Linked DNA regions of Homo sapiens: region 1 is linked to region 2. The links are chromatin loops, found by intact Hi-C in ENCODE. Cell type or tissue: psoas muscle. All regions are shown on one strand. Links, peaks and the distances in the headings refer to the core of each region. The heading gives the core; the rest is flanking DNA.

Region 1 (2,500 bases), core at 1-2,500, 71 kb after region 2:
GCCAGTGGTGACAGAGCTGAACTGCTGTAAGGGGGCCTGGTAAGAGCCAAGCAACCATTTCTTCATGCTCAAAGTTTAGCATGACAGTGCAAACTTCAACATTTTTTCAACTAAACAGCTGCTTAAATAATGAACATATCAACTGCACAATTTTTAAGTTAGTAGTATACTTTGTATTGCCCTCCACGAGGCAAAGGGATTTATTTACTCTATTGCTGTGAATAACAAGGGGGGAAAAAAGAAATAGAACAATCCCAAACGTCCACAGATAACCACTCACATAAACTGGATTCTTACAACTTCATAATAAAAAGACAAATAATCCAATTTAAAAACGGGCAAAGGGTGAACAGAAACTTCTTCAAAGAATATACAAATGGCCAATAATCATACATAAGAAGGTCAAAGGGAAAAAAAAAGCAAATGGTCAGCCATAAGTACACGGAAAAGGTGCTGAACACCATTAGTAATTAGGGAAATACAAATCAAAACCACAGTGAGATAGTACTTCACACCCAAACAAACACCCAGAAAATAGCAAGTGTAGGCAAGGATGTGGAGAAACTGAAACCCTTGGGCCCTGCTGGTGGGAACACAGGCACTGTGGAAATGGTGATTCCTGAAAATATAAAATATATATGATCCAGCAATTCCATTTCTGGGTAAATGTCCAAAAGAGGAGAAAGCAGGGACTCAAACAGATATTGATACACTCATGTTAGTATTAATAGCAGAATTATTCACAGTCAAAAAGCAGAAGTAACCCAAGGGTCCATTAACAGATGAGTAGATAAAAATAAAATGTGGTACATACAGACTGTTCTTCAGCTTAAAAAGGAAATTCTGGCTGGGCGCAGTGGCTCACGTCTGTAATCCCAGCACTTTGGGAGGCCGAGGCAGGTGGACCACCTGAGGTCAAGGGTTCAACACCAGCCTGGCCAATATGGCAAAGCCCCATCGCTACTGAAAAATACAAAAATTAGCCAGGCGTGGTGGTGGTGGTCCTGGGGGGTGGGGGGGGGGGGCGCCTGGAATCCCAGCCACTCGGGAAGCTGAGGCAGGGAGAATTGCTTGAACCCAGGAGGTGGAGGTTGCAGTGAGCCGAGATCGCGCCACTGCACTTCAGCCTAGGTGACAGAGGAAGACTTCGTCTCCAAAAAAAAAAAAAAAAAATTTCTGACTCAGGCTACAACACAGATAAACCTTGAAGACATTATGCTAAATGAAATAAGCCAGTTACCAAAGAACCAACTATTCTATGTTTCCTTTTACATCAGATTCCTAGAAAACAGAATGATGGTTGCCAGGAGTTGAGGGGAGGGAAGAATGGGAAGTTGTTTAATAGGTGGAGCATTTCAGTTAGGAAAGATGAAAAAGTTCTGGAGATGGATGGTGATGATGGTTGCACAACAACGTGAATGTATTTATCTGCTACAGAGTTAATACACTTAAAAAAGGTTAATATGGTAAACTATATTTTACCACCCATACCCCATACACACACTCACACCCACAATGAGGTGCTGGGATGGCTAGAATAAAAAACTCAGTAAGTTTTGGTGAAGGTGTGCAGAAACGGGAACTCTCATATACTGCCATGGAATTGTAAAGTGGTGCAGCCGCTTTGTAAAACAGTTCCTCAAAAAGTTAAAAATAGAATTACCATAGGACTCAGCAATTCTGCTCCCACTATATGCCCAAGAGAAGTGAAAAAAGTCCACACAAAAACTCTTACACAAATGTTCACAGCAGTATTATTCACAGTGGCCAAAAAATAGAAACCACCCAAATGTAACTGATAAATGGGTAACAAGCTGCGGTATATCCAAACAATGGAGTATCACTGAGCTATAAAAACTTACAGGAATGAGGTAGATACACGTTACAACATGGACAAACCCTGAAAACTAAGTAAAAGAAGCCAGTCACAAAGGACCAGAGTCTAGGATTCCACTGATATGTCCAGAAATGGCAAATCTGTAGAGACAGGAAGGAGATTCATGGCTGCCAGGGGCTTGAAGGAAGGGGGAAGAGGGAGTGACCACTCATGGGTACAGGGTTCTCTACAGGATAACAATTTTCTGGAATTAGATAATGCAGACGGTTGTACAACCTTGTGAATAAATTAAAAACCAATGACATGTACACCTTAAAAGGGTGAATTTTATGGTATGTGAATTCATTTCCATTTTTAAAATTATGGGGTTTTAGGTTCAGATCTTTTAGATTTAGATTTTAGACAAATAGGACATTTTTATCAAGTCATAATAAAAGACATTATTCTGGTGAATACATTTCACCTTATAAAATGTATAATATTTTCTTTAAACAAAAAATTAAACCAAAAGCCTTCAAAATTCTCTTAAAACTTATTCCAGCAAAAATGCCTGACTACTGCAGTTCTAGATGTGGGGACACATGGCATTTTCTCTGTCATTTCTGGCTTCTGGAGTGCCCAGTGACACAAGCAGCCCACCCTGACAACTCACACACTCCTGGC
Region 2 (17,674 bases), core at 1,181-3,680:
GAATTAAATAATAGAAACTCTTTGAGCCCAATCTTTTATTTTGTTTTTTAGTAGAGATGGGGTTTCACCATGTTGGCCAGGCTGGTCTCGAACTCCTGACCTTGTGGTCCACCCGCCTGGGCCTCCCAAAGTGCTGGGATTACAGGTGCAAGCCACTGCACCGGGCGGAGCCCAATCTTTTAAAATACAATAAAAGTTTTCCTTCGGAACTTGGAAACTTACCAAAAATAGTTACAGTCCCTGAGTGGAAAGGAGCTTTGATACACAATTATGTAAAAGAAAGACAACACTCTTTCACCACCGGGAATGAAAAGCATTTCTAATATGGTGACATATTCCCCCAGAGGGGAGGGATGAGGAATGTGATAGTCCCAAACCAGAATGCCAGATGCCTTACTGTTCTCCATTTCCTTTGCTTTTTGTAATTCAACCCTCCTGCTGGACTACACCAAGCCCCAGTTGTCTTCTGATGCTCAACCCAGCTGTTAAAATTTTCAAGCTGTGCAGATATGAAGGGGGCATGACATATACTGAACTTCTCTTTCTTCTTCTGTTGATGCTCATGGTTTCCCCAGTTCAGTGAGTCTTAAGCTGTTTTTTCATTGTGACTCCATGATGTTCCTGTATGACATACTCCCGTGGTCCTACCAAGACTTTTACAAAATCAAACAATTTTTCATGATAAAATTTCAGTGTCACGAAGTACGAATATCCACATAGTCATTTGTAGTCAGTTATTGGTAGATACTAGCTAGATTCAGATGTGATTGCATTCTGTATTTATTTTCTTCACTAATAATCAATGGACTTTGTTAAAAGTTAATAAACTTCATGATAGAAAGTCAGTTTCTCAATTAGGTTTATCTAAGTATAGCAGATTTTTAGCTGCACGTGAAGCAGATCAAAGTAACTGAATACTCAGAATCTAGCAATAAGGAGCCATATCACTTTGTATTGACAAGTTAAAGCAGTTTTTTTTTTTTTTTGAGACAGAGTCTCGCTCCGTTGCCCAGGCTAGAGTGCAGTGGCACGATCTTGGCTCACTGCAAGCTCTGCCTCCCGGGTTCACGCCATTCTCCTGCCTCAGCCTCCTGAGTAGCTGGGACTACAGGCACCCACCACCACGCCCAGCTAATTTGTTTTGTATTTTTAGTAGAGACAGGGTTTCACTGTGTTAGCCAGGATGGTCTCGATCTCCTGACCTTGTGATCCGCCTGCCTTGGCCTCCGAAAGTGCTGGGATTACAAGCGTGAGCCACCGCGCCCGGCTGAAGCAGTTTTTAAAAAAATTGCTTCATCTCCTCCATCCAGTGAATTGATATTTTCCCTAAGCATACCTGTTATGAAATTTATGTTAGTACCTTTAGAATTATATTTCTGTTTCCTAGTATATACTTTATATGTGGATTAGGTATAACTCTGAGAGAATATCTTTCTTAGGTCTGTTACGATTGATGTCAAATTTGAAATCTGCGGATAATATGCCTTTGTTTTTTTTCTAACAAGGTCATGATGTACTATCCCTTTTTTTTTTCTTTTCTTTTGAGATGGAGTAGTCCCAGCTACTCAGGAGGCTAGAGTGCAGTGTCATAATTTCAGCTCACTGCAATCTCTGCCTCCTGGGTTCAAGCAATTTTCCTGTCTCAGCCTCCCAAGTATTTGGGATTACAGGTGCCCGCCACCACGCCTGGCTAATTTTTGTATTTTTAGTAGAGACGGGGTTTCACCATATTGGTCAGGCTGGTCTCGAACTCCTGACCTCAGGTAATCCGCCCTCCTCTGCCTCCCAAAGTGCTGGGATTACAGGCATGAACCACGGCGCCTGGTCTACCCTCTCGTAATCTTTTTTTTTTTTTTTTTGAGATGGAGTCTTGCCCTGTCACCCAGGCTGGAGTGCAGTGGTGCGATCTCGGCTCACTGGCACCTCCACTCCTGGTTCAAACTATTCTCTTGCCTCAGCCTCCCGAGTAGTTGGGATTATAGGTGCCCACCACCATGCCCAGCTAATTTTTGTATTTTTAGTAGAGACGGGGTTTCACCATCTTGGTCAGGCTGGTCTCGAACTCATGACCTCATGATCCACCCGCCTCAGCGTCCCAAAGTGCTGGGAATACAGGCAGGAGCCACCGCGCCTGGCCCCCTTTCTTAATCTTTTAGGGAGATTCTGGTTTTCCTTCCAGGAAATACTCATTTGCCAATGAGTTTGTGTTGCTGCAAAGTTTTCTGCTAAAATTCAAGACAATGTTTATCAACTCAATAAGCACAAATGTGTTACCAAAGAAATAGGACTTCACTGTTAAATGATTTAGTACATATTATTTCACTTCAAAAAAGCCCCAATATATCTGTTTTCCACATAGGTAAATTATGGCAGAGATGATATTAATGAAGAGAGGAACTCTATTAATTACCTATTTCTATGTCAAAGCCAGCCCCAAACTTACTGGCTTAAAAAAGACAAAACAACCAAATTTATTTTTTTCTTATAGCTCTGTGGGTTGGCTGGGCAGTTTGATAGGTCTCTCTGGGACTCAGGCTTACTAATGCGTTGAATTCAGATGACGGCTGGATGTCCGGAATGGCCCAGCTCACATATCAGACTGCTTATGCTGGCTGTTGGCTGCAATTCCTTGGTTCTTTTCCATGTGGGCTTTCATCCTCTATGAGGCTAGAGTTATGGCATGGCAATCTCAGGGCAGGACTCTGGGATAACCAAGTCTGCTGCAAAGGCACTCGTTAAACCTCTGCTTGCTTCACTTTTGTCAATGTGATGTTGGCCCAAAACAAGTCATATGGCCAAGCTGAGAGTCAGTACGAGAGTGAGTTTAGGTGCCATCTCTTGATGGGAAAAATGGCAAGGGGTTTGTGGCTGATTTGGCTGTTTTTAATCTAGAGTGAAAGTTTTCCCACTCTTCTAAAAACCTATTCTTTTTCTTTTGTAAATGAATTATAATCCCAAATTGGAAAATTATTGCCTGGCCCCCTTACTCTGGCGTGGTTGACATGGAAGTATTATATAGAAAGAAAAATCATCCATTACTACAGACATCCAAAACTAGCCCAACTAAAAGTTGTGTTGAGAGAGAAGAGGAGACATGGACAGAAACAGAGGAAAAGGGAACTAAGAGCTGTACATTGGTATCTAGAAATGAATTCTACACTGAGAAATAATAGCACAAGAATGGGTGGACAAGGTCATAGCACGTGATACAATAAAATGGTTATAGTAAAAACCACAGTGATACAAAAAGCACATATATTTACATGAGGCTTTGTAATTTAGAGATTGCTTATGTCTTACCACATTTATCTTCAAGCTAAGTATATAAAGTACTCAAGATGATATTGATTCCCATTTTTCAGTTGATTAAACTAAGATTCAGGGCGCTTCATTAACCTGTCCAAGGTCATAATACCATTAGATGAAGAACCAGGATCTAAGAATTTCTGATAACCAGCCTTGCTCTCATTCTGTGGTAAAACTTCATGCAAAGAATAAACAAGAAAATAAGTGTCAGGAAGTGAGTTTTGAAACTTTATCAAACAAAATATATTCTAAACAAAGAAATTAATGGCCTTTTTGTTTGTTGTTTGTTTTAGTAGTAATTGATAGAAATATTACGTGGGATAGGATTTATTCTCTCCACACTTCTGAACCAATGAATAGAAAATGGGAAGCAAAACTGAAGCAAATTGAAGAACGAGCATCTCATTATGAGAGGAAACCGTTGTCCTCAGTGTATAGACCAAGATTGTCCAAGCCAGAAGAACCACCCTCCATCTGGAGACTATTTCATCGACAAGCTCAAGCTTTTAATTTTGTTAAAAGCTGTAAAGAAGTAATTTCCTCCTCCTCCTCTTCTTCTTCCTCCTCTTCCACTTCCTCTTCTTTCTTCTTCTTCTTCATTATAATTTCAGTTCTTTAAAAAAAAAAGTCTATTATTTGTCTTCATTTCAGGCCATGTATTCTACCAAGAAAATTTAATGGCAATCTTAATGGCATGTGATTTAGGAAAAATATTCCTGTGAATCATTAACCATTTAATTTATATTAGTAATGAAAAAGAATGACACATCTAGTACCAATTAGTTTTTAAAAATTGTGATGATATTTAAATGAAGCTTTATGCTTAGAGGGAGGGGAACCATATTTATTTCAACACAGTAAGCAAGTAGGAGAAAGAAGTGTCAGCCTTTCAAAGAACATGGTGCTGAAAAATAAAAATCACTGGCCGGGCGAGGTGGCTCATGCCTGTAATCCCAGCACTTTGGGAGGCCGAGACGGGTGGATCACCTGAGGTCCGGAGTTTGAGACCAGCCTCACCAACATGGAGAAACCCTGTCTCTACTATAAATACAAAATTAGCCGGGTGTGGTGGCGTATGCCTGTAATCCCAGCTACTCCCAAGGCTGAGGCAGGAGAATGGCTTGAACCCGGAAGGCGGAGTTTGCTGTGAGCCGAGATCGCGCCATTGCACTCCAGCCTGGGCAACAAGAGCGAAACTCCATCTCAAAAATAAATAAATAAATAAATAAATAAATAAATAAATAAATATCACTAAATCAAGCAACAGATGTGTATTGCACATTCTTTTTTTTTTTTGGGGCACTGTGGGGAATGTAAAGAAATATGAAAGAAACGATAAGATGCTTATATGATAGCATAAGTGTGCTGTGAGTCTGATCACTGTTGCTGTATAAAATCTCCAAGTGCTGGAAGTTTTAGAAGGACCTCTCTTTCTCTAGTAAGGGTAGGCTTACTCAAATCTCATGAGAATGGTTTAAGAAATACCTTTCTTAGGCATTTTGGGTAAACCTAATTCAAGCAGCAGAAATTAAAATACTGACAGATTCATTTGAACTTGAATTTTAAAAAGATATAGATAGGGGTATGCTTGTTGGACTTGCTAATCACCAGTCTATAAAATTTATTTCAAAAAGGTTTTTGTTAGGGTTAAGCAACTGAGTCCTGTGATTTTTCACTCATGAAAAGAAAAATATGCTCACCAGCTACCTTTAGCTAAGAGGAAACAAAAGAACTTGTGGATGTATTCCTCTATTAGAAGAACCCTTATGGCAGGAGGCATGAGCAGTTATATTTAAACAACTACCGCAGTAATTAACCTTTAAAAAAATGGTTCCGGCTGGGTGCGGTGGCTCATGCCTGTAATCCCAGCACTTTAGGAGGCTGAGGCAGGCAGATCACTTTGAGGTCAGGAGTTCGAGACCAGCCTGCCCAGCATGGTGAAACCTCGTCTCTACTAAAAATACAAAAAATTAATCGGGCGTGGTGGTGGGCACCTGTAATCCCAGCTACTTGGGAGGCTGAGGCAGGAGAATCGCTTAAACCTGGGAGACAGAGGTTGCAGTGAGTCGAGATCACGCCACTGCACTCCGGCCTGGGCAACAGAGCAAGACTCTGTTTCAAAAAAAAAAAAAAAAGGCTCCTACATACATTTTTTTATGTACTGGGGAATTTACTAATCAATTTTAGCCCAAATCATTTATAATAATAAGTAGTTTTGAAAAATAAGTTTAATTTCATAAACTAAGAAATAAAACTATCATAGGAAGTCATACAAGTAATATTTTTAAGAGTGGTTTCTCTCCTTTTTTCTCTTTGGTCTGCATATTCTAATTGTTTTCACCTTTTGTATGAATGATTAAAAAATAGGTATAATTAGATTTTGAATGGCATAAACCTAGTGACTATTTGTCTTGTTTTTAATAATACAAATGTTCAAATTACAGTTTCTGAAAACTTGAATGAAAAATTCTTTATGAACATTCAGTAGCTACAGTTGAGTTTAGGTTTGCATTTTGTGAATTTTTCTGAATTCTTTTTTGATTTTATGCAGGACGTTCATGTATTTGCTTTGGAATGCAAAGTAGGAGATGGACAACGTATTTACCTTGTGACAACCTATGCTGAATTTTGGTTTTACTATAAATCCAGGTAGGTAGCATGCAGCAGAACCACACATTAAGCTAGAGTTCCATTTCCTTTGCCTAGGAATTTTGGTGAAATTAGTTCAGGCTGAATTGGCTTCCACAGTTCGTGACCACACTATTAGTTGCTCTTAGAATTGAATTCTGGAGTTTTCTTGTCATAGCAATGCTTGAGTATCTCACCAGGTGCTGGGAGAAAATAATCATGCACATACACGAATATATGCGTGTACTCAAAGGGAGTTTTGAAATTTCTCTTTTGCAAACAGGTATTAAATTATACTATTAATCACAAAGGAATATTTATGTTACTTACCTAGTAATGAAATATCTGCTTTATCTTGACTTTATTATTACTATTTTAAATTATTTGTTATTAGCTTTAGTTTTAATTTTTTAATTTTTTTGAGATGGAGTTTTACTCTTGTTGCCCAGACTGGTCTGCAGTGCCATGGTCTCGGCTCACTGCAGCCTCTGCCTCCCGAGTGCAAGTCGTTGTTCTGCCTCAGGCTCCCGAGTTGCTGGGATTACAGGTGCCCACCACCATGCCTGGCTCATTTTTATGTTTTTAGTAGAGACGGGGTTTCACCATGTTGACCAGGCTGATCTTGAACTCCTGACCTCAGGTAATCCACCCACCTCGGCCTCCCAAAGTGTTGGGATTACAGGTGTGAGCCACTGTACCTGGCTTATTAGCTTTATTTTGACTGAGTGATCTATTCAAGTATTTCTTTTTTTTTTTCTTTCTTTTTTTTAATTTAAAAAATTTTTTTTGAGACAGTTTCACTCTTGTTGCCCAGGCTGGAGTACAGTGGCACAATCTCAGCTCACTGCAACCTCCCTGAGTTCAAGCAATTCTCCTGTCTCAGTCTCCCAAGTAGCTGGGATTACAGGTGCCTGCCACCACGCCTGGCTAATTTTTGTATTTTTAGTAGAGACGGGATTTCATTATATTGGTCAGGCTGCTCTCGAGCTCCTGACCTCAGATGATCTGCCTGCCTCGGCCTCCCAAAGTGCTGGGATTACCAGCATGAGCCACCGCACCCAGCCGTATTCAAGTATTTCTCAGACTTGAGTAATGTGTGGAAAAGGAGAGTAAATTGTTAGCATGCCCTATATTGATTTAGAATACTTTTATTCAAATGTTGCTAAGTAGCTTCAAATATGAAACTGGATTTATTTATGTTGATATACATGCAACACCAGTTAGAGTTGAATGAAAATCATTAAGACAATGTGACAGATGTTTTGCTGAAACTCAGTCTCATCTTCCCATGTAAATATGGAACTGACTGCTACAGGGTGTGTATGTATGTATGTGTATGTGTGTGTTGAGTTCCTCCACTACCTGTACCACCTGATGATACAATTTTCACATAACTTTTCCCTCTTCAAATTACTAGAAGTCCTTAATTTGTATAGGATGCCATCTGAATATCACTTAGCCCAAATTATCATTTGCAAATTAAGTCAGCATCTCTCCCTATTTAACCCATGTCAAAGTCATTCCTCTTAATGCCAGAAAGAATGTAACTGCAAACATGAGCGTTGGGAGCTTATCAAAGTCAGGTGATTCAGAATTTTTTAAGCAATTTTTAAAATATTATCTTCCAATGAAAATACAGAATTTAAAAATTCTCATGGAAAATTCATGGAATCCCAAGAATATGGAATCCTGAAAAGAACATTTTTTTTCAAAGAAAATTTGTTTCATGGTGACACTAAAAACAAATATAGAGGTATTACACAATATCAAACTCATCTGTGAATAAATAACACTGTAAGATTGACTGTATTTTCTAGTTAAATAATGTTACAGGATATAATTGTTGCATTTTGCTTGATGGAAACCCTTGATAAGATGAGCCATAAACCTATGGTGAACAGTTCATTTTATCATGTTCTTATTTCATACTTGTATGTAGTGAAAGCACAGTTAACACAGTACTTGCAATGTAAGATAGACTGCCATGATTTAAAAGGTATAAGATAGAGGCTGGGCGTGGTGGCTCATGTCTGTAATCCCAGCACTTTGGGAGGCTGAGGCAGGTGGATCACTTGAAGCCAGGAGTTCAAGATCAGCCTGGCCAACATGGCGTAAACCCTGTCTACTAAAAATGCAAAAATTAACCAGGCGTGGTGGCGTGTGCCTGTAGTCCCAGCTACTCGGGAGGCTGAGGCAGGAGAATCGCTTGAACCCAGGAGGAGGAGGTTGCAGTGAACCGAGATCACACCACTGCAGTCCAGCCTGGGCAACAGAGCTGACTCAGTCTCAGTCAGTCAATCAATCAATCAATAAAGGTATAATATATCAATTTAACAATCTTGAATTATTCAATTTAGAAAAAATCTCTTACACTGCTATGAAGTTATTCCTGAAAATGCTGTGTGCAAGCTTTATTTTGATTTGGAATTTAACAAACCTGCCAACCCAGGAGCTGATGGGAAAAAGATGGTTGCATTACTCATTGAGGTAAATGGCCAACTCAAGTTTTTCTTATTTCTATCCATCTCTTCATTGGCTTATTCATTCAGTGAATTCAGCCTACATAATAGTAGGTTCTGTATCTCTTCTTTTTCTTGCTACTCTTCCTTTTGACTTTAGGATTTTTTAATATTACTTGTATGAGTAAACTGTGAAAAGGAAGGAAAGTTCAATTTGTGTTCATATAGTTTGCAATTTTGCTGTCTGGTAAAAAAAATGCTTTGAAAAAGATGTCAGTTTGAAAATTTTCTATATTTTAAAATTATATATTAATTCTCTGACTTCCATTACGAATAGCTGACTTTGGTAAAACCAGGCAAAATAATTTTTACTGTAAAAATTGGGTACTGAGATGAACCTCAAGAACACTGACTACAAATAGTATTAGAATTTTCAAGCTTGCAGGAATTTTGGAAATCATCTTATCTTGTCCCTTTCAAAATGAGGAAATTAAGGCCCAGACGAAACTAATTCCTATTCAAGGTCCTACAGCTAGTAATGGTAAAATCTTGTCTAAAAATATAGTTACTATTTTTAACTAAGAGAAAAAATACTGTAGTTCTTTATTTTTGATTTAGCTGTGTCAACCAGGAAGTTACTAATAAAAGGAATAGCATGGACTTGTGCAGCTAAGTTCTATTAGGATTATTTCAAAAAAAATTTTCAGATTGTATCACAGGAAGTTGTGTTAAAATTGTATTGACTATTATTCAGCCTAAGTGTAGGTACTGACACTTACTGACTAGCTATTTTTCTTTTAAATGTTAACTGAATAATAATGTTATAGATTACCCATTTTATAACTTTTAAAATATATCCAGATTAAAATGTTTTTGATAAAGAATATCTGCTAGTATTCTCTGTTGGACCTCTACATGCTTGATTTTAAATCTTTGTGAAAATGTATGTGAATGCTATTTAAAAAATATATAGAATGTTAGCTTTATCCTGGCTTTGAAGCAGAAGAAATATATATAAAGTCCCCCACCACCCCCAAAAAAAACCCCAAATTATATTTTTCTTCAAATAGCCATTGAACCCTTAAAAATAAATTTAGATGCTTATTTCATTACAGCTGGTAAATTCTGTTTAATTTTAAACCTTTATTATTATTATTATTATTATTATTATTATTATTATTATTTCTGAGACAGAGTCTAGCTCTGTCACCCAGACTGGAGTGCAGTGGTGTGATCTCAGCTCACTGCAATCTCTGCCTCCCAGGTTCAAGCAGTTCTCCTGCCTCAGCCTCCCGAGTAGCTGGGATTACAGGTGTGTGCCACCATACCTGGCTAATTTTTGTATTTTTAGTAGAGATAGGGTTTTGCCATGTTGGCCAGGCTGTTCTTGAACTCCTGGCCTCAAGTGATACACCCATCTCCGCCTCCCAAAGTGCTGGGATTATAGGCGCGAGCCATTGTGCCTGGCCTAATTATGTTTTTAGTAATTCATAAGTATTGACTTTCTTCTACAGTCTAAAGTAAGATTTCTTGTGTAGTTTCTCCATGGGCTACAAGGAACCTCGATTCAGAGATTTTCACTGCCACTTAACATTGCATATTAGCAAAGAAGTACCACATTGCATTAGAAACTAGAAATATTTCTAATGAAATGAACACTGGAGCAAATTTCATTTGTAACACATATTAATAAACACTGGTATGGCAAAGACCATGTAGGTGTTTAGAATTTTTTTCTCCTTATTCTTTATACTACTTTATCCAAATGAGTCTTGAGCAGCTAATCTTCTGCATCAGCAAAACTGTTGGAAGAAACTGTAGAAATCGAAGTTCAAAATTATACAGCATTTTTATTTAACATGTTTACCATGTTGATAGAACAGTTCTCATTGGATTACTTTACTTAATATAATGCTTTTTATAATGATTACATTGAAATTAATTTCATTTATTGGTTACTTTGTATGCAATAAGTTTATAATCCAGTAAGTACTTTTTCCTTTGAGTCTTACTGTGAGGAGGCATAATTAGGTTAGCTCTTATGCTAATTTAGCAGATGGTTAATAATAATTGGTGATAATGTAAAATACCCTGTGGTTCAGTGGCTAAACTGACACATTTCAATAAGCCCCTTCTCCACAGTTAGAATGAATTCTGGTGCTAATGTATTTTATTAGGACCACATTTCAGGGCAACATTGTCCACTCATGTAAGTTTAACTTCTGGATTTTATAATTTAATTATTTAAGTAACTTAAAGTTTTAATTAAAGTTAATCTTGGGAAATAGAATTTAGGAGAATATGATTACTTGTCCTACCTAAAGCATCACTAAATTTATTCTCTGTAGCTCCGAAAGTACAGAAGTCGACTTCATTCATCAAATAGTTTTTAGTCCCTACTAAGTGTCAGGCACTGTGCCCAGGCACTAGGATTACCAAGTGGTAAGTCAAAGAGACATAATGTCTGATGGCATACACTTTGTAGTCTAATGGAGGATAATACGTTAGGATAGATTTAGCTGCCATAATAAAGACCCAAAATTAAACTGGCTTAAACAAGACAGAAACCTATTTCTCCCCCAAGTAATATCTAATGTGGCTCCGTACTGTTAGGGACTAGGCTTGTTGCTTTGCTGTCCCTAAGATGTTGCCTTCTTCCATTGTCCAAGATGGCTCATACCACTGTGTCTGCATTCTAGTCAGTACAAATGGAGAAGGGGACGGTACGCCCTTTGCCTGTTAGAGGATCACTTAGAAGTGGCATACTTTCCTTCTCACGTCCCATTGGCCAGACTTAGCAGCCACACCCTGCTGTAGAGGAGCCTGGGAAATGTAGTCTTTGTTCTGGATGGCCTCCAATCTAGCTAAAAAATTGGGATTCTGCTTCTACAGAGGGAGAGAACAAATATGGAGGAAGAGCCCCTGTAATACAGAGGAAACATGTCAAACTAATCACATAAATCAACCTAAAATTGTAAGTCTATAAAGAGAAAAAGAGTATGTAGGGGGAATTTGATGTAGAGAGGGAAATCAAGGAAGCCCTCTCTGAGAAAGAATTTACAGAAGAGTAAAGCCAGAGGGCATGAGGACAGTGTGGTGTTAGAAGAATCCCAAAATATCATTAAAAATACAGTTTATTGCGTAACTTTGAGGTATCTAAACTGACGGCAGTTCATAAACATTTTTGCTCATGTCAAGATAATATTGCATGGTAGTTCTTAGTAGCTTCATTTTGCAAATGAGAAAATTGAAGCTTTAGGGACTTGTCCTAAGGCTGCACAACCAAGGCTTTTTTAAGCAGTTACATGTGCTAAAAATTTCCATTTTCTTTTTTATTCCTTAAAGCAACTCCAAAAGGTAGCTGCTATTATTATTCCTGTTTAGCAGCTGGGAAATGTTAAGGTTTAGATTTGACCAAAGCCATAGAGCTGGCAGATGGCAAAGCCAAAACTGACACTGACCTGTCTCTGACTCCAGCCCCCGTGCTTGCTGCCTTTCTATTGTGCATGGCCTTCATGCCCAGTGCCTTGTAGTCTCAGAGGCTGTATTCTTAGAGCTGGAGTCAGGCTCAATATGAACTAGACACTTTCTGGTAATTAAAACCATTAAAAAAAATGAATTAATGACTTTTTTTTTTTTTTTTTTTGAGATGGAGTCTCACACTGTCACCCAGACTGGAGTGCAGTGGCACCATCTTGGCTGACTGCAATCTCCGCCTCCTGGGTTCAGGTGATCTTCCTGCCTCGGCCTCCTGAGTAGCTGGGACTTATAGACACCTGCCACCACGCCTGGCTAATTTTTATGGTTTTAGTAGAGACTGGGTTTTACCATGTTGGCTAGGCTGGTCTCAAACTTCTGACTTCAAGTAATCTGCCCGCCTTGGCCTCCCAAAGTGCTGGGATTACAGGCATGAGCCACCACGCCTGATCAGAAATTAATGACTTTTTAACTCATAGATGATATATAAAGAGATGCTTATTGCTTATAGAAAAATTTTAAAACAAAAAATATAAATTATTTGCATTTTACTTGTGTTTTTAGTATGTGTGTAAAGCACTTCAAGAGTTATACGGTGTTAATTGCTCAGCTGAAGATGTTTTGAACTTGGATTCTAGCACTGATGAAAAATTCAGCCGGCATTTAATATTTCAGCTCCATGATGTGGCATTTAAAGATAATATTCATGTTGGTAAGTACACGGCTTTTTAAAAATCATGGAGTTGTATTCAAAACTCATATGTTCTTATTCCTCTTAAAATTTTGTGTGTACTTATCAAGTTTTATGGTCATTAACTTATCCTAAAAAATGCGATGTAGGCTGAGTGCAGTGGCTCACACCTGCAATTCTAGCACTTGGGGAGGCCATGGTGGGCGGCTCACTTGAGGCTAGGAGTTTGAGACCAGCCTGGCCAAGCTGGCAAAACCCTGTCTCTACTAATTAGCCGGGCATGGTGGTGCATGCCTGTAGTCCCAGCTACTCGGGATGCTGAGGCACAAGGATTGCTTGAACCCAGGAGGCAGAGGTTGCAGTAAGCCAGGATCACACCACTGCACTCCAGCCTAGGCAACAGAGTGAGACCCTGTCTCAAAAAAAATAATGGCAATGTGTTTCTTCATGTTTTCAAGATGTTCCCTTAGCTTTGGACCTGTCTTTCTGTTCTAGACACATCAACCTATTCAGGACATCTTTGGCATTTGCATCTCTAATCCTAGATACTGGGATGGCCATCCATGTCCAGATAGTGGTTTCTGCTCCAACATGATTTATTTCAGTTTCCTGGAAAGTGCATGAGAGGCCTTTCCATTTCAAGCCTTATCTGCAATCTCATTTCTGGATTTCTGACCTTTGCTTCGGCCTTGCTTTGGGGCTTCGGTCCCAGGTCGTATCAAAGATGGCTTGTTTATTGTTCCAGGCAGAGCTTCAGGGTTGGGATAATTCTAGATGTACGAGTCTGAAAGTGAAACCAGATTATTTATCTCAGGCCTGGGCCCAGGTGTAAAACAAAGTCAGTCCAAAGGAGAAACACATAGTTAGAATGGGAACACCATATGAAGGTCTGAATAAAAGCCAAATCCTGAGTGCTTATCAAAGCAGGGGTGGGACAAGAGTCCAAACAGCAGATGATTGACTGAAGCTCAGGTAACAGGTAATTCAGTTCAGAGCTGCTAGCGTCTTAGAGTTTCACGGCCACCTAGAGTAAAAGGCGTGGACATGGTCACTAAAGCACTGGCATGAAAGCCAGGAACCTGATTTCTGGATTAGGGGAAGGTGGCCACAGAGACCCAGCATGCTGTTTTCACAAGGCTCTCGTCACCTGCCTGTTTCCTGGTAGCTCAGCTGGACGTTCCTTCTCAGTCTCTCTCCCTCATCCTGTGAGAAACACAGTCACCCATCCAAACCCAAAGAATGGACTTAGAGGCATGGAGAACAGTGAAAGTGAGACTTTTTTTTTGAGACAGAGTCTCGCTCTGTCGCCCAGGCTGGAGTGCAGTGGCACGTTCTTGGCTCACTGCAACCTCCGCCTCCCGGGTTCAAGCGATTCTCCTGCCTCAGCCTCCCGAGTAGCTGAGACTACAGGCGTGTGCCACCATGCCCGGCTAAGTTTTTGTATTTTTAGTAGAGGCGGAGTTTCACCAGGTTAGCCAGGATGGTCTTGATCCCCTGACCTTGTGATCTGCCCGCCTTGGCCTCCCAAAGTGCTGGGATTACAGGCGTGAGCCACCGTGCCTGGCCGAAAGTGAGACTTTTAATAACGGCCTTACAAGATTGGGTGTCTGGTAGACAGGCACATTCAGGGCAGTTACAGCAGGTAATTTATCTCCTAGCACGCAAGTCCCTCCCCCAGTTCCTCATTGGCTGAGTACTATGGGGTTAACAATCTTTCCAGACATCACCTAAGTTTCATTATCCCCCTTATAAGGTTATACCCCATCCCCTTCCCCACTTGAGTTTTGATTTTCCAATAACAAACTTTCTTCCTTTTTATGGGCTGACCCCTCCTCTACATTCTGTTCACTTATTAAGACTTTCTAGGTGCATGAGCCGTGTGGTTTGTTACATTTGCAGGCTGGCTGCCGGTACTTAGATTTATCATGGCTTGAAAATGAACCATTTAAAATGTTTTCTCACAATCCTTCAGATATTAGTAATGGTAGAGTCCATCTTTGACCCTCTTCCCACTCTATCCTCACCCTTGATGATCAGCCACCATCATGGCTTTGATATGCATCTATGTTGATGACTCTGAAATCTTTATCTTCAGCCCAGATTGTTCTAGACGTCAGACCCATCCAGCCAACTGCCTCTAAACACTCCCCACACAGATGGTTCCAACTTGGCATGTCCTGTGCTGAGCTCCTCATCCTTCCCCAGAGTCACATCTTCTCCGTGATGTGTGTATCAGTGAGTGGTGTCACCAGTTACCCAAGTAGACACGTTGGTATCATCCTTGCCCTCTCTGTGCCTCTCGCCCTACTTAGCCAGTCAGCTGGCTAGAGTGCGCTGATTCTGCCACCTGTGTGCCTCAAACCCTCCAGTGATTATTCGCTGCCTTCAGGCAAAAGCATGGATGCCGTAGCTTGCAAAGCGAGGCCCGCTGTGCTCCAGCCTCATCTTCTGCCACCCTGCCCTTTGCATTCAGCTCCTGTCCTGGGCCACATTTCCTCTAGTCCATGGGCCTTTGAACCTTTTGATGCTGCTGTCTAAACCGTTGTGCCTCCAGATTCACCTGGCCTGTTAGGATTCTGTAGACGTCAAGCTATGTGAGAAGCTGTTTCTGTCATATCTCAAACCCTAAGCCTTACTTGGATTAGTGTTCCTCTGGGTTGCAGAGAACGTCCAGGGCTTATGGTGTCAAAGCATTTACCACTTCCTGAGGTCATTTCCTGTTTTCTTTGTCATCTCCTCTATTCTACTTAATGTTTCTCTAGGGCAGGGACTGTTTCTTACTTTGGTATTTCCAGAGCTTAGCCCATAATAAAAATATCATTATCAATAATATTACTAATAATATTATTAATTACTAATATTATTAATTATTAAAAGCGATTATAAATACAAGTCGGCAGCCTCATCTCCCGCCACCCTGCCCTTTTCATTCAGCTCCTATCATGGGCCACATTTTCTGTAGCGCTTGGGCCTTTGCACTTGCTGATGCTGCTGTCTGACACGATGTGGTCTGTTCACCTGGTCCTCCTTACCATTCGTGCATTCATTCAGAAGGCATTAATAAATACCTTTAGGGACTTGTCCTAAGGCTGCACAACAAAGGCTTTTTAAGCAGTTACATGTGCCAGGCACTGTGCTAAGTCCTTAGTTTCATTTTCTTGTTTACTCCTTACAGCAACTCCAAAAGGTAGGTGCTGTTGTTACTCCTGTTAAGCAGCTGGGGAATGTTAAGGTTTAGATTTGACCAAAGTCACAGAGCTGGCAGATGGCAAAGCCAAAACAGACACTGAGCTGTCTCTGACTCCAGCCCCCGTGCTCGCTGCCTTTCTGCAGTGTGTGGCCTTCATGCCCAGTGGTATCTGAATAAATCCCTTCCAAATGAAGCGTGAATAGTGAGGAGGGACTGCCGTCAGGGTGTGGAGGCAGAGTGCCAAACAGGCTGTTTCTTTGCTTGCCGTGTACTGGTCATCGTCTGCTCCATGGCTACTAGCCACAGGCCGAAAGCTGAGAATCTCTTGCTCAGGAAGAAGGAGAGAATAGAAATTTGTGAGGTACCAGCAGTTTCTGCTACAGGTATCTTCTGAAAGCAGATGGCATTCATCTGGGCTTTCAGTAAGATTTCATTGTATAGTCAAAGGTAAGAAAGCCTTTACAGTCAGAACAACATAAGCAAAACTATAGAGATAAGAGTGCGTGGCTCATTTGGGGACAGTGAATGGTCTAGTGTGGCTAGAGAGATGCGATCAGGCCTTCTCCTGGGCTGCCAGCTCAGCCCCTTTCCCCTAGAATTAGGAGCTGCCAGAGCCAGAGGTGCAGAGAATATGAAGTAATTCAGAATTTTTCCTTGTTTCTTCCTTTAGTGTGTCTTTTGATGACATTTCTAGTTGCTATTGTCAGCCTTTCAGAAAAGAGAATTCAGTTAAATGTAAGAGATCATAGATCTTGATCTGCCTAAAAATACTCTTCTGCCAGTTTGCTGTCATACCTGAAATTTCTATGACTGACTAGTCTTTTGAGTTATTTCCAGCAAATTAGATAGTTCCTGTCCTCATGAGGGTTGGGGGCAATAAGATCCTGGAAGGGAAGTAGAAAGCAGTGTGGTTTGCTGGACCAGTGTGTTAGCGTTGATGCTAGTGACAGTCATCAGTCATGGTCCTGGCCATGGTCGCTCCATGCCAGGGTTCCAAGACCTGTGGCCTCCCCAGCACTGCCATTGCCACCATTTCTGCAACCATGCATTCTCTTCCCTTATTGTCTGGGGTCAAGTAGCTGCAATGTTAAGTTTTCAGGAAAATTAGCTTTATCAGTTTAGGTTTATATGGCTTTGTTGTCCTTTGATATGTTGTGATTTCTTTTCACTTGGTGTTTACTTTCTCTCCTTCATTGCAGAAGTAATCCATCCTGTACCAGCATATCATTGCAAGCACCAAATGCTTTTGCTTTGATTTTGACATTTAGTGCTTTATAAGAAATTGGATTTGTTTCTTTGAGTAGGAAAGTAATTTTTTTTTTTTTTTTTTGTGAGACAAGAGTCTCACTCTGTCACCTAGGCTGGAGTGCAGTGGCATGATCTTGGCTCACTGCAACCTCCACCTCCCAGGTTCAAGCAATTCTCTTGCCTCAGCCTCCAGGTAGCTGGGATTACAGGTGCCCAGCACCACACCTGGCTAATTTTTGTATTTTTAGTAGAGACGCGGTTTCACCATGTTGGCCAGGCTGGTCTCAAACTCCTTACCTCAAGTGATCTGCCCACCTCAGCCTCCCAAAATGCTTGGGATTACAGGCATGAGCCACCACACCTGGCTGAGTAGGCAAGTAATTAAATCTAATGTGAAGAAATAAAAATGTGAATTTAGAGTATGCATTTGTTAATGTAAGGGCCCAAGCTTTCTGGTAAATAAAGTGAAGAATGAATCTAAACAATAACAGTTCTACAGATTAAAATTAAATTTTTCTTACAGTATTGCATTTCTTGAGTATTGTTACACATGAAGCAACTTAATAGCCAAATTATTTGATTTCATGGTGTAAATAATATGTCTGAGTTTGAAGAAGTTCTGGATTTTCTTACCAACTTTTCATGGTACAGATAGTACTGCTGTTACTCTGAGTT

The links. Hi-C counts contacts between places; a loop is a spot of excess contacts. Peaks named below come from ENCODE experiments on the same cell type or tissue, not always from the same donor. Only the 100,000 strongest peaks of a DNase experiment are listed, where the experiment ranks them.
Region 1: a loop joins it to region 2, with 2.9 times the contacts of the local background. A loop is called at or near these places in 61 of 110 quality-filtered maps.

The regions. Positions count from the first base shown.
Region 1 is chr4:184,725,962-184,728,461 of GRCh38, forward strand. The region is part of intron 3 of CENPU (centromere protein U); the gene reads right to left. Among named protein-coding and RNA genes, the nearest start is that of CENPU, 6.9 kb to the right of the region's middle. In psoas muscle, for the core only: no CTCF peak of the experiment used is centred there; no DNase peak of the experiment used is centred there.
Region 2 is chr4:184,653,483-184,671,156 of GRCh38, forward strand. It overlaps PRIMPOL (primase and DNA directed polymerase), which reads left to right. Exons shown (of 14, transcript NM_152683.4): 3 at 3,600-3,838; 4 at 5,858-5,955; 5 at 8,292-8,421; 6 at 12,435-12,582. The coding sequence starts at 3,659. Among named protein-coding and RNA genes, the nearest start is that of PRIMPOL, 13 kb to the left of the region's middle. In psoas muscle, for the core only: no CTCF peak of the experiment used is centred there; a DNase peak (open chromatin) is centred at 2,569; H3K27ac peaks cover 2,391 bases.